2 separate regions of the Mus musculus genome follow, and region 2 is linked to region 1. A link is a loop called in an ENCODE intact Hi-C map of the cell type or tissue named here. Cell type or tissue: left cerebral cortex. All regions are shown on one strand. Each heading gives the region's core, and the rest is flanking DNA. Links, peaks and the distances in the headings are about the cores only.

The links. A loop is a pair of places that touch in the nucleus more often than their neighbours do. Peaks named below come from ENCODE experiments on the same cell type or tissue, not always from the same donor. Only the 100,000 strongest peaks of a DNase experiment are listed, where the experiment ranks them.
Region 2: a loop joins it to region 1, with 4 times the contacts of the local background. A loop is called at or near these places in 2 of 42 quality-filtered maps.

Annotation. Positions count from the first base shown.
Region 1 is chrX:68,554,462-68,562,154 of GRCm38, reverse strand. No RefSeq gene overlaps it. Among named protein-coding and RNA genes, the nearest start is that of Fmr1os, 120 kb to the left of the region's middle. In left cerebral cortex, for the core only: no CTCF peak of the experiment used is centred there; DNase peaks (open chromatin) are centred at 3,573 and 4,216.
Region 2 is chrX:66,653,341-66,661,033 of GRCm38, reverse strand. It overlaps Slitrk2 (SLIT and NTRK-like family, member 2), which reads right to left. Exons shown (of 3, transcript NM_001161431.1): 2 at 7,663-7,693; 3 at 1-7,172. The coding sequence starts at 7,129. The coding sequence ends at 4,589. Among named protein-coding and RNA genes, the nearest start is that of Slitrk2, 7.9 kb to the right of the region's middle. In left cerebral cortex, for the core only: a CTCF peak has its summit at 3,506 (motif pointing left); DNase peaks (open chromatin) are centred at 4,524, 4,826, 5,084, 5,893 and 1 more place; H3K4me3 peaks cover 2,387 bases; H3K27ac peaks cover 387 bases.

The DNA.
Region 1 (7,693 bases), core at 1,791-6,790:
CAGATCTTCAGTTCTGTTGCCCCCAGTACCTAATCATATTCCCCTCTTCCCCTCCATGTCCTCTTTCCTAATCAGGTCCCCCTCTCCCTGCCCACCTCCCTGCCACCGTAATTGCTTTTTTCTCCCTCCCAAGTGGGATTGAAGCATCCTCACTGGGGTCCTTCTGCTTGTTTACCTTCTTGAGTTCCATGGATTGTACCCTGGGTATTCTTTACTTTTTTGGTTCCTTTCAAGTCCTGTAATTTCCATATCTTTAATATTGACAATAAAAAATAGTGTTGATCATGACACTTCTAGTCTTATTTCCATGATTTTAAGTCACCAAGAAAAGTATTTTGTGGTCATTGACAATGCTGAATTTATGTTTTTATGTTAGTATAGGTGCAAAATCCTAGCCTACCATGGTCAGAAATGATGTCCATTTCTCTATTAACATTTTAAAATTTTCATCTTCAAAAACAAAATTTCTTCATCTCTAAATGAAGAGATCCAGACAATGGCTTCTTCAGGGCTAAGCCCTCCTGATAGGTCAATCGATCCCATTTGGTTATCACTGAATACCTGTATGTATGATCAACATTAAATGAGCTCAGCTGGTTAAATTTTATATGTGTAACAATAATGAAGAGAGAAGTCCTGAGTTTGAGGGAGGATGAGAGGACATGGAAAGAATTGGCAGTGTAGAGGATGGGGTAGAATATTATTTGAACACAGAACTCATGTATGAAATTCTTTTAAAAAATTAATAAATAGCACACATAATGCTCACTATCTAAAGATTATTGAGATGAAAATTTGTCACAGAGAAAATCACAGAAGAGTGAATTGCAGGTATATGAAACAACATGGAAAAGGACATGAAATTGGACAACTTATTCAGATAACTATGGTAAATTTACAAGTTGTTTAGGAGACAGGACTAAATTAGGAAATAATTTCCTATAAATTTATTGAGAAATTTTCTTTCCATTCTGCAAAATAAATGAATTCTTTCTAGATATGGGGGTAGTCATACTATGGTCCTGGAGCCAAGTCCAGCTTGATACTTATTTCTGCAAATAAAATTGTACAATATGATAAAGCTCATAAATTTGCATATTGTCTATGGCTGTTTTAATGTTAAAAACAGCAAAATTGAGCAATTATGATACAGGCTACATGGCCCATAAAGTTCAGAATATTTGCAACATGACTATTTACAGAAAAAAAATCTGTAAAGGGAAATTGAAAATGGTCAGAGGTATGGCAAGGTAGAACTAATAATTGATGATTATTATAGGAGTTACATACAGGGAACTTGAGAATTGATCAGTAAACTTTTGAGTAAATCTGGATTTTGAAACTTGAGGTAGAAACATTGGAACACAGAAAATACAGGTACAAGGCATTGTGTGGGTAGATCCAACTCCACTTGACAATATTTGCTATGTGGAAGATTAAAAGAAAAGAGACCACTGGGGTTTTACTCCAGAGTCACTAGCTGGATGTTGTTGTGAAGTAAAACAGGTCACATAGTGAGACCATCATATTTAAGAAACAACTTGAGTATGACCCTGGTTATGTTGACTTTGCTATGCCAATAAAATATCATGGTAGAAATGTTTAATTTACATACGTTTAGAACTCATAAAAAGGGAGGAAGATCAGACACTAGGAAATGAAAGTTAGCAATATGAGAGAAAAATGTTTGTGTCAGCACATATCAATTATATAGTTATGGGTTTCTTTATGAAAATTTTTGTTCTAATTCTGTATGTTTCCTATAAATGATATAATTCTGTTCTTTTAATGAATGAGTAATACTCCTTTGTCATTCTGACAATTATATTGTGATTGGCATCTAAGCTTATTTCATTTATTGGCTATTATATATAGTACAACAATAATAATTATGGGTATCTTAGTATCTCAATTGTATGGTGATTTTGATTCCTTCAGGTATATTCTTAGCATGATATCACTGTATCATATAGCAGTTCTATATTTAGTTTTAAAAGGAATATCCATACTAATTCCCATAGCAGTTGAACTCATTTATTTGCTTTCCTACCAACAGTGTATAAGTTTCTTCTCCTACTAATTGTCAGTAACATGTTCTTATTTTCTTGCTTAGGGTGAAATGATATATTAATATGCTTTTAGTTGATATTTTCCCTAATAGCTGAAGATGAATTTTTAAAAGATTATTAGCTATTTATACTTCTTTGGTAAGAATCTTTTAAATGTTTGTGTTCATTTATTGATTGAACATCTTGTTCTTTTGGTGCTAATCATTTTTAGTTCTTTATATATCCAGGATGTTAATCCTCTACTGAACCATAACACAATAAATGCTAAGTTTAAAAAATTTATAGTTAGCATTGTTCTGAATGGGGACAAACTGAAAGCATTTCTCCCAAATTCAGAAAGTAAGTAAGGATACTATTCTTCCCACTCTTATTCAATACAACACAGTTATTTTTAACCACAGCAATTATGTACGAGAAAGAAATAAAAAGGATACTAACAGGAAAATAACTTGATACTATGTCTACTTGTAAATGATATGAGTTTGTAAACATTAATTACAAACACACTGAGGAAAAAAAGTCAGAAAAGCAACCACGCAACCTCATCAATTATAGATTATAGTCTCAAACACACACACACACACTGAGGAATAAACTTATCTGAGTCAAAGACCTCTATAGTGGGGTCTGGAGAGATGGCGCAGTGGTTAAGAGCACTGACTGCTCTTTCAGAGATCCTGAGTTCAATTCCCAACAACCACATGGTGGCTTAAAACCATCTATCATAGGATCTGATGCCTTTTTTTTGGTCTGTAGAAGACAACAACAATGGACTCATATACAAACAAACAACCCACTCCCCAAACAAAACAAAACAAAACAAAACAAAACAAAACAAAACAAAACACCTCTACAGTGAAACTTACAAAATAAGAAATAAATTGAAGATGATAGTACATGTTGAAGAGGCTGTCCATGCTCATAGGTTGGAAGAATTAAAAATGTGACAATGAGTGTATTATAAAAATTTACTGAGCTTCTATGTAATATTCACTCAAATTCCAATGGTTTTCGGTGTTGAAATAGACAAGAATAATCCTAAAATGTATATAGAGACATTAAAGATCCTAAATAGCCCAAACCATCCTAGACACAAAGAATAGTGCTGGAGACAGCACAGTACCTGATTCCAAATTATCCCCCAGAGCCTGAGGAATGAGAAGGACATAACATTGAGATAAATAAATGCAAGAGACTCCTGAAGCCAAATGAAAAAAAAAATCAGTATTCTGAGAAGGGAACATTGGAAAACAACCGTGTTTGAAATAGAATAGAAAAGGAAACAATGAAAGTAAATCAAAGTGGTCCAAGAGTTCAAAGAAAATCCAATGCTATAAAGTGTTCTGGAGGCTCAAAGAAGACATGAAAGCATGAGCATCTTGTCAGCAGAGACAGAAGCTTCAGAAGTGTGTGGGAAGATGAGGAATGACATACTAACTTTGGATTTTGCTTAACTCATAGACTTTCAGAGAATTGATTTGGTGAAAAGAACTATGTAAGCCAGGCTTTTACTCACAGATGCTAGATTATATGGCCAAGATAAGGAAGTTTGATTGCTTGCAATGTCAATAAGACACATTGAGTGAATGATGGCAGACTTCTGAAACTATATGTGTATTCAAGGTGCAAGAAATCTCCCCTTATCAAAAGTTTCTTGTGCAACTGGCATACACAGATGTGCTGCACAAAGCAATTGAATTGAGTGTCTGTGTAAGAAGACTGGCCCTGACAAACATCCCTCTTCCAAGAAACTCCTACATTTCAGAAATCTTGAGCTGTGTTCATTTTGTAATATTGTGAACTATTGCTTGGGGCCTTCACATGTTTATTGCATCTACTGGAAATAGCTGATTTTCTAATCTGCCTTGCTCAATGGCCAAATGGGTCAGATTGCATTGTGCTGGTCACTTGAGAACAAGAAAGAATCAGTTGGGTCATAGAAAAGCAGACAGCATAAACTGCCATTATGCAGCATAAATTAAAGTTGCAGAAGTTATGAGGAAATGATCACATGGGAGGCATAAGACAGCTGAATTTATATCCCAAACTCAGATATTTTCCTGGCTTTAAAATTGGAATGTCTGAAGACTGTCTGAATATTTCTCCAGAGAGTCAAACCGGGACTGATGGGGTGGGAAGGCGGGGGAGTTACAGGGAAGCAGAATTTTGCCTTACCATATGGAAGAGCTTTTAGGCTTCTAGGACACACTATTCCAGGAATTGCTTAAGCATACTAATTGGAAAGCTAGTGGTGACTTAAGCTTTGGTGTGCTCATAGAGAGCCAAGCATAAGAAGAACATGGGGCTGGGAGTTGGGGTTATTAGCTAAACAAGGTTATCCACATTTCTCTGGGCCCATTTCCTTGTTTGTAATTTGAAGACATTATATTAAATGACCCTGGAAGGCCCTACAGCTCTTATAATCTAAGATTCAATTTTGTTAGCAAGACACAGTAGTATAATGCTTGGGGGGAAGAGGAGTGCAGCAGTTGGATTCTAATATTTCATCCTTTTTCTTTTTTTTCCATTTTTTATTAGGTATTTAGCTCATTTACATTTCCAATGCTATACCAAAAGTCCCCCATACCCACCCACCCCCACTCCCCTGCCCACCCACTCCCCCTTTTTGGCCCTGGTATTCCCCTGTACTGGGGCATATAAAGTTTGCGTGTCCAATGGGCCTCTCTTTCCAGTGATGGCCGACTAGGCCATCTTTTGATACATATGCAGCTAGAGTCAAGAGCTCCGGGGTACTGGTTAGTTCATAATGTTGTTCCACCTATAGGGTTGCAGATCCCTTTAGCTCCTTGGCTACTTTCTCTAGCTCCTCCATTGGGAGCCCTGTGATTCATCCATTAGCTGACTGTGAGCATCCACTTCTGTGTTTGCTAGGCCCCGGCATAGTCTCACAAGAGACAGCTACATCTGGGTCCTTTCGAAAAAATCTTGCTAGTGTATGCAATGGTGTCAGCGTTTGGATGCTGATTATGGGGTGGATCCCTGGATATGGCAGTCTCTACATGGTCCATCCTTTCATCTCAGCTCCAAATTTTGTCTCTGTAACTCCTTCCATGGGTGTTTTGTTCCCAATTCTAAGGAGGGGCATAGTGTCCACACTTCAGTCTTCATTCTTCTTGAGTTTCATGTGTTTAGCAAATTGTATCTTATATCTTGGGAATCCTAGGTTTGGGGCTAATATCCACTTATCAGTGAGTACATATTGTGTGAGTTCCTTTGTGACTGTGTTACCTCACTCAGGATGATGCCCTCCAGGTCCATCCATTTGGCTAGGAATTTCATAAATTCATTCTTTTTAATAGCTGAGTAGTACTCCATTGTGTAGATGTACCACATTTTCTGTATCCATTCCTCTGTTGAGGGGCATCTGGGTTCTTTCCAGCTTCTGGCTATTATAAATAAGGCTGCTATGAACATAGTGGAGCATGTGTCCTTCTTACCAGTTGGGGCATCTTCTGGATATATGCCCAGGAAAGGTATTGCTGGATCCTCCGGTAGTACTATGTCCAATTTTCTGAGGAACCGCCAGACTGATTTCCAGAGTGGTTGTACAAGCCTGCAATCCCACCAACAATGGAGGAGTGTTCCTCTTTCTCCACATCCACGCCAGCATCTGCTGTCACCTGAATTTTTGATCTTAGCCATTTTGACTGGTGTAAGGTGGAATCTCAGGGTTGTTTTGATTTGCATTTCCCTGATGATTAAGGATGTTGAACATTTTTTCAGGTGCTTCTCTGCCATTCGATCTTTGAAGAAAGAAATTAAAGAAGATCTCAGAAGATGGAAAGATCTCCCATGCTCATGGATTGGCAGAATAAACATTGTAAAAATGGCTATCTTGCCAAAAGCAATCTACAGATTCAATGCAATCCCCATCAAAATTCCAACTCAATTCTTCAATGAATTAGAAGGAGCAATTTGCAAATTCATCTGGAATAACAAAAAACCTAGGATTGCAAAAAGTCTTCTCAAGGATAAAAGAACCTCTGGTGGAATCACCATGCCTGACCTAAAGCTTTACTACAGAGCAATTGTGATAAAAACTGCATGGTACTGGTATAGAGACAGACAAGTAGACCAATGGAATAGAATTGAAGACCCAGAAATGAACCCACACACCTATGGTCACTTGATCTTCGACAAGGGAGCTAAAACCATCCAGTGGAAGAAAGACAGCATTTTCAACAATTGGTGCTGGCACAACTGGTTGTTTTCATCCTTTTTCTTAAGAGGAACTTTTATGGGAGAGACTTTCTGTAACTCTTTTCCATTAAAGCCTCAAAAACAAGGAATTTTCATAGGATAATGGAAAATTCTTTTTCTGTGTGTATGTGTGTCTGTGTGTGTGTGTGTGTGTGAAAGGTGAAGACTGATGAAAACAATAAGAAATAGGGAAGACCACAGACTTGAAGAACATCCGGGTTGGAATGCCTGCGACTCTTCTTGGCTATAACCTTGGCCAACTTGCTTACTTCTAAAGAGCCTAAGTTTACGTATTGGAACACTTGAGAGGATAACCATACCTACATGTCAAAGTTTTAGAAGAACCAATGAAGACCTGTACATTATTTTCATTTCATTTTGGGGGTGTGTTGGGGGCAGATAAATAACATATGAAGTACCTTCTTTTGTTCAAAATAAAATTAAGGAACTTCCCTATCTGTTTTTTAAAATATTAAAGGAAGTACATGAGAGAGAGAGAGAGGTGGGGGAGGGAGAAAGGGAGGGAGGGAGAGAGAGAGAGAGAGAGAGAGAGAGAGAGAGAGAGAGAGAGAGAGAGAGAGAGAGGCAGAGAGATTCTAACAGCTGTTGAGGGCAATTCCTCCTTCAGATTTCAAGCTTCACACTTGCAACTGCAGGTCCTTTGCTTTGCATCTGTATTCTGAAATCTTGCTAAACTTTCTTATTAATGCTAGGATCTTTCCCCATGTCTGCAGTTTGAGATTTCCTATGATAATAATAGACTCTCGTGGATTGGGGTTGTATCTCAATTTAAAGCCATTTCCATCACTATTATGGAAAGCATGCTATTTGAAAATAGAGATTTGAGTTTTCATTTTGTTAAGATAGATCTACATGTCTGATTTTTTTCTTCCTTTTTCTTATCACATGACCTAGAACTTGTACCATTATGTCAGATTGGACTCTATATTCACGAATTTGTCACAATTACTGAAGAATGGATACAAACAGTCAGTATGTTACACTTGCCCATCTAAAATTTATATTGGCCTTTCCTGGTCCTCAGGCCAGAACCATGCAAACTTGTCCTAAGAGAGAGAATCGTGCCTAGGAATCCCTGGGCACTTTCTTTCTCTTTCTCTTTCTGGTGTTTATAGTTCATTTCTCTATAGGGAAGTTTAGATGAATCACTCAGCTCAGCACCCAGAAATACTAAGCACCAAGCACATGTTAGTGCTTATTTATTTATCCTTCTTACAAGGTGGAACAAAGCTTTGCAAAACTGGCAGCACCTAGTCTGATAAAACCACAACACTGACAGGTTCCAGTATCTTTATTCTTTAGCTTGTTTACTTCCTTTCTTTTTTAGGAGGAACTGACTTTCCCTGTGACAGAATTCATACTCCTACTCTTCCCTGCTTTAT
Region 2 (7,693 bases), core at 942-5,941, 1.9 Mb after region 1:
AAGCACTTTATAGGATGTGAATACAGGAGTCAGTCTACCCTCTAAGGAAACAAGGTCTTGGGAGGGGAGATGCTGTTGAGCAAGAGTCCTGTGTTCAATTGTATTGAAATGGGCTTGCTAGTCCAGACGTTCAGGAATGCTATTGTGCTATCATAATCATAGATAGCTCAATTCACATAAAACTGCAGCAGACTTTAAGTATAAGCCCTTAGCAACCAAGAAATGAATAGTACAAGCAATGCTGACAAAACACACTCTTATTATGCATGTGAACTTGTTTTTAAGCAAAATTGATATTGAAAATCCAAATATACAAAACACATAGAATGGTTATTTGCATTATAAAATAGTTTTCTGCCTCTTAATGAGATTCCCAAATTTTATCTAAATGGTAGCTCCCTTAATGCACTTAAAATAGAATTTGATTCTTTTAAAACTTCAATTTACACAGCACTTTTTCCACGACCATTGTGAGGAGCAAAGTAGGCTTAAACATAGTTCTTTGATCTCTCTCACACACTAAAGTCTCTTATTGTATAGGTAAAGGCATGTGAGCCAAAATATTACCTTTTACGCCACTAAAATAGATAGTAAATGTTGCCTCTAAAACATGAATATCCCAAAACTTGAAGTATATTAGTGGTTTTTATATTTACAATTCTGGTATTCAACTTTACAAAGTAGATGTAGATAGCACAAATATATAGCTATCATCAGGCCATAATTGGACTTAATTCTGCTGTGATTTAAGTTTATTTTAGTGGGATTTTCCCATTTTATCTATGTAATTCCAAAGATATGTTAATAGCACTTACATGGTAACCAGTCTATTTATGGTTTATTCATTCAATATTTTACTCCAGAGAATTTTAAAACTCAACCTTCTGCACTGGATTCTTGTCCCCACTGCCTACCTGGGAGTGATTTTCATTCAGGTAAAGCTCTCTTCTATTTTGTACTATGCTCCTTACCAAATTTGGGAGGTCTGTGAAGGGAGGGGGATTTAGTATCAGTGGGAGTAGGGGTGAAGGCATGGGGTGAGGCAATTAGAGATCCTGTCTTATATATCTGTGGCCCCTCTGCACACAGCAGCTCCAGGCACCAGGGAAGAGAGCACTCAAGATATATTAAATGAGTGAATGAATGAATGAATGAATGAGGAAACAAATTGAGTAAGAGAACCATCTGGAAGGCTTTGTTAACTCTAGCATTCAAATGTAGTATGTTTCTGGAATGTGTAGTATAGTATCATAAGGAATTTTCAAAGTTTGAGAAATGACAGAAACTATCTTTAATTCGTTACATATACTTTAAAAATCTTTAAAATATTAAGCCCTTTATGACAGGAATTATTTAGAAAAAGTCAGTCAACTTAAAAGTCAGAGGACAAAGAAGACATTAAAGGGTCTTTTTCTTACTCACCAAATGCCTGAGGAAAGAAGGCACGAAGGTTGACCTAAGTTCATACCAAATATTCTTGGCAATGGTGTGAAGTTTGAGGAGTAGTATTTTTGAGAATTTTGTACAAATTTACCCACTGGAATATGTAGAAGCCATGAAAGTAACTAATTAAACAGTAGAATGTAGAGTAATTGCTGTTTGACATTTTGTAGGGCCAGGCATCTAGTTCTGTTCCAGGTGGGGTCCTAGGAATGCCACTATCTTGCCTGGACCAGTACTTGCTAGGCTCACACTCATTACGATCTGCTTGTGAAATAGTAAGGGAAGGAATAACATATCCAGCTGGAGGAGTTAAAAATAAAATCCTTAAAGTAAAATAGCTTTGGTAGTGCTTGAGCCTATAAAGAAAATCAGAATCCAACCAGTGGGAATGTCAATAAAGTAATTAATCTTGAAGTGCTTATACTTGCATTTGACAGTAACAATTAAAACACAAGGTGTGCTATTATGCTTTTAAATAAAACCATTTGTATCATACCTGAAAGACTTGATTTTATAACTCAATGTAAATAAAGTACAAATCTAGAAACATGAAAATATTGAAATGAATAGTAATTATTGAGCTAAAGAATTTGTGGGTTTGAGTTCTTCCAGGAGGCCTCTTCAAAAAATCATGATAATGAATGAGAAGTAAGTTACTTTTCATTAAGATTAATAAACTAATTTGTCATTAACACGCATGTTTTACTTTTCAGGAGAATGAGAACAAACAGTGAAGTAGAATCATGTCATTAACAGATCAAATCACAGTTAAAGCCTATAAAAACTATCTTAATATGATATATGCTGATTTGCCTTCACAATTACTTCCCCAAATATCTGCCTCTGTATAATGTATTGACCATTAAACCAAAGGAAAGCCTCTTTAAGAAAATGTTTAAAACTCTTGTATTTATATATAAATGTCACCCAAAGATGAAGCACTTTCCAGAATGTCCGACTCATTCACTACTCTGGCTTCTTTTATACAAAATGAAAATTTCTATACATATGTGTAGATCACTCTGACCCACCATTTTCAGTTGTGAGCTAATGGATATAAATGGCAATTATGACTTTTAAGCAAACAGTGAATATATTAGTTAGTAGATATCCAGGGATTTCAGATTGTTAAAATCTTTTTTTTCCTTGAGTATCCTTTACTTTTATATATGGGCACAATTACCTTCTGTTGTTTAAAAAGTCCATTTTGCACCATTAATTATTAATCAAAATGATTTGGAGTTAAGTAATTTCTAATTGAAAGCCTGTAGCATGAATTGTTAATACTGGTAATGTACTATTAGTCAATTTAATGCTTTAAAAGTAACTTATCAGGATCCACTTCAATCTCCACATGATAATAAAGGATTATTATGTGCAGTAACCTATTTATGAAAAGGAAACAGTGTGCTTCTTTCAGACGCCATCACTTGCTTTAATAAGGAATTGAAAAGCTGGACTACTTTATATGCTGATCACCATCCCAGTTGCATAAGGATTTACAATAGACAAAACAAAACTATTTTTGTTGTAAAGAAAGGCTGTTTGTTTAAATCATACAATAATGTTTGCATCTAAAAATTATTTACAGTCTAATAAGGCTTCATAAATGTTATATAGAGTTGGTTAGTTAAAATAATTGATTGCTAAGAACAAAACGAAAGGCTTGCTGAAGCTAAGAAGAAAAAATTTCAAGTAAAGCGTGCCCCAAGAAGGCAGAAGGAAAAAAGACGCTTACTGCTGTGGTTTAGGTAACTGTTAATGGATTTGGAGATGCAAATAAGTGCCTGATTTGATAGCACCTCATTAACACTTCAATTAAAATCAAGAGGAAAATCTCTCTTTGTGAAAATTGAGAAGAATTCTGTGTCTAATTTTTGATTCTCAAAGAAATAAAATTTGAGATATGTAATTTTTATCTCTGCTGTCTTGAATTTGCAGAGAACTTACGTGGGAAGTTTTCATCTTACCTTTGAAGTCTTCAAGGTATTTAATGGCTCTTGTGTCTTGGTTAAATGAGGTGTGTGGCGGCCTCTACTGGTATGTGTTTATAGAAAATGTTGCAATAGGCAGAAAAAATATTAGTTTCAATTAAAAAGTTAGAAATACAGAGTTTCATTTAAATATATAAAAATATCTAATGCAGAAAAAATATACTACTAGTTGTGCAATGTACTCTTAATTAGGAAAATAATCTAAAACATTGACCATGTTAGTGTAAAATAATGATTCACAGAAGGGCATTAATTGTTCAATTCACTCTGATATTGGGTTAAATATATTTTATTAATGAATTATTAATCCAGAGGTGGCTTATGCCCTCTAGTCCACTGTTAAATCCCCTTACTTGACTTAAATAAAATCACTTATACCAAACCCAGAAGAAAGGAAATATTTTACATTTACATCTATAAAGTCCTAAGCTAGAATCGTTTGATGACAGGCTGGTTTCTATAACTCAAGCAAACTGTACGTTGACTTAATATAGTTGACATATAGATCTATTTTACATTGATTTCAATTTTAAAAATACAGCACATTAAAATACTTTCAATTTTCAAAGCTAAAAGCAACATTTAAGTTACGTCTTTAAGTGCAAAGGCACTTTCACACAAAGTAGCGATGCCCAGGCCTATACTCGGTAACTGAAGATGGCAATACCATAGACCATTATTTACAAAAAAAAAAAAAAAAAAAAAAAAAAAAAAAAAAAAAGTTGTAGTCCCAAAAGATCTTTGGAGATCTTCTACAAAATGTTTTCATTTGAAAACTTTGCCTACTTTTCCTTCATTCTCTGTCATTTCTTTCCACTCCCACACTGGGAAAGAAAAAAAAAAGAAAGAAAAAAAAAGAAAGAAAATAGAAATGAAACCTAAACAAAAATACATGAAAAAATGCATTGTAGAAACATTCATGTTCTCTGACGGTTTCTAAGAAGAGAGGGGGAACGGGATTAGGAGAGCAAAAGAGAAAATAATTTAAAGGAAAGCTTGCGAGAGCAAGATCATTGCTTCACCCCATCTCCCAAAGGCTTTCAGTCTCCCATTAGCACTGGGGAAGGGAGGACACAACAAAAGCAAAGGCAGTGCTTCCAACAGTCTGGAGCTGCATCCTTTGATGCTAGAGGGTTGTAAATGGTTTCCCTTCACAGCTGACTGATTGCAGTTTGTTTTTCCAGAACTTCGAGGTAGTCTGGTTCCGATTGCGGTTTAGCTTGCAGTAAAGGGTGGTCTGGCTTTGACTGCCCCACAAAGCATTTTCTGGGAGTCCCATATAAAACGGTTTTATTGATTCTGTCTTGGTTTTGGCGTCGAGATTCATATGAAGGGGCAAACTGCCTTTTAGGTAAGGTACAAAAGTTATAGTGGACTAGGCCTGCACTGGGAAGTTCTTTAACTCGCTCAGCAATATTCTGATACAGCAGCTCAGGCTCTCTTGGTGTGGCCTGTTTTTCTAGCAACTCAGTGGCACTTATTGTGTAAGCAAGTGTGGCAGGTTCTTCTTTTTTTTCCTCCAGGTTGCCATAGCTGAAGTCCTGCAGATTTCGGTAATAGGCCACTGGGTCTCCTTCCTTCTGCATGTAGATGGGGTTTTGGCACATCTGACCCACAGGTGGAGGAATGTAGTTATAGACGTGGCCATCAGCTTTATCATTAGTCTCGGTGTTGTAAGACCCATATTGTAACTGGAAGGAACTTACATCTAAGTTGGTGGCATTCCTGGGAACATTTGGCACTCCCTTTCGACGCTTCAGAACAAAGACGAACAACCCCGCCCCAAAACAGACAGACAGGATAAAAACCACAAGCAATCCTAAAATTAAAACGGAGAGTGGAACTTCAGTGTGTAGTTCGGGGTAAGAACTAGGAGACACACTAAGTGATCTAGGTGTGTCTGTGTTGTGATTCATTGACAAAATAGTCCCATCTGACAGGTTAGGATTTTCTGGACAAATAGCCTCCCTTCCCAGGAATTTCAGTATCTCCCCTGCATGCTTAGCGGGAGACTCACAAGTCACCTCATTGATGATGACAGGAGAATTGGCATGTTCGGTCCAGTCCTTTAGCCCCATGATGTCACAGGTGCAGTCCCATGGGTTCTCTTGCAGATCTATCTGGATAAAAGCAGGAAGCTGGTCCAGGACCCCTTTCACAGGCAGGTGAGAAAAATGATTGTTTCTCAGATTCAGCCTGGTGAGGGCTGTGCCCCCAAATATATTATCAGGTAAGGACCTCAGCAGGTTGTTATTCAGAAACAGGAGCTGGAGGTTAATCAAAGCATCAAAGGTCAGAGGCTTAATTTCCTTAATGACATTATACTCTAAATAGAGATACTGCAAGCTCTGCAGTCCATCAAACATAGAAGGATACAGCACTTCAAGGTAATTGCCATTCAGATAAAGTCTTCGTAAACTGGTCAGGTTTGTAAAGGCACCTTCCTGAATGACTGCAATCCTGTTGTTTCCTAAATGCAACAAATCCAGTGAACTGTATTCTAAGAGGTCATTCTTATAGACTGTTTGGAGATAGTTCCCTGTTAGGTAGAGTTTCTTTGGACTGGTAGGTTTGGGCTGTAGGTCAGAGATGTTAGTGAACTTCCTTTCTTGGCAATTCACATTTAGACCATTGTCTGAGCTCTGAGAAGTACAGACACAGCTGCTGGGACAGGTGAGGGCCACGGGGGACTTGGTCTGGTACACCATGATCGGGCCAAAGCTCTGCCGGTCTTTTGACACAGTCACTCGAGGAGTCGGACGATTTCTCATTTTGGGTGGCCGGCTGGCTTTTGGAGCTCTGGTTGGGTTGAGAGCAGGATTTGTTGTAGGGGTCAGCCTTTGAACATGTGTGTCTGAATGGCTGCTCCTCTGACTAGAATCACCACTTGCACTTTTTCTGGGACAGAGGTCTTGTCTGGTCAGCTGGGTCACATCTTTCCCATGTAACCTGAAAGGGGTTTCACAGACAATCTCCCCCACAAAAACAGTAATGGTGTCCAGCCATGCCTTGAGAGGAAGTAAGTCACAGGTGCAATTCCACGGGTTTTCTTCCAGCTGAATTTCCATGATTCCTCCAATATGTTCAAGGACACCAGCAAAAGGCATTACTTTCAACCTGTTCCCCCTCAGGTCTAAGTGAGTCAGCAGGACAAACCGAAACACATTACTGGGCAAAGACAGCAAAAGGTTGTCATTCAGGATGAGTACTTTCAGCTTATTCAGTTTGCTGAATGCCCCTGCCTCGATGGTGCTGATGTAATTGTAGTCAGCTTGGAGGTACTCCAGACTCTCTAGGCCTAGAAAAGTGTCCTCTCGCAATACCTCCAGTTTGTTGTTATTGAGGTGCAGTCTTTTGAGAGTTTTCAGACCACTAAATGCCCCAGGTCGGATCTCCTGCAGCCCATTGTTACCTAGATGAAGAGTCACCGCATTTGAATAATTGACAAACTCATTTGGATACAGTCTGGTCAAGAGGTTTCCGTTGAGAAACAGCTGATAGATGCGATACTGGGGGGGTTGAAGCAAACTGACAGTTGTAAATCCTTTGTTTTCACAGTTAATATTCAGTACGTTTTCCTTCTCTTCGCACAAGCAGCGGATCTTGCAAATGTCTTTGGCAGTTTTGCGACTCTCGGTCTGTAAGATCCCGGCCACTGTTAACACACTGAGGAACCAAACGCCGCTCAGCATCTTTAAGCACCTTCGATGTCAGCTCAGGTACTTACAGGCAAACCTTGATTGAGGGACGGGGGAGAAAGCGGGATGCAGGGAAAAAAGAAACAAGGAAGCCCGATTAAAATGGCAAAGCTAGGAGGCAGGCGGGTGGGAGGGAGGGAGAGTGAGGGGGTAGGCAGCAAGGAAGAATGAAATCATTGCGTATTTCAAAGCAGTTTCTTTTCTTTCTCTCTACCCACTACCCCCAGCCCACCCACACAACGCATCCTGGAACACACATGCTTGCACCTGATTTCCCTGCGGGTCACAGCCAGCCACGGAGTCATTAGTAATCGAGTTGTCCTACTAAATCCGGCCCATCTCCTCCTCCCCTGGGGTATTTTGAAGAAATCTCAAGTGGATTGCCCGTCTTGGGCTTGCAGTAGAAATTGCTTTACTTTTTTTTTTTTTAAACTGCACAAAAAAGGGGTGGAAAAATTAAGAGTCAGGGAGCTGGCGGAGGGGACAGAATGAGAGTGCAGAGAAAGCTCTGGCTGGGGGTTACTCACACATCAGGAGAAGACGGGGCTCCTCTCCTCT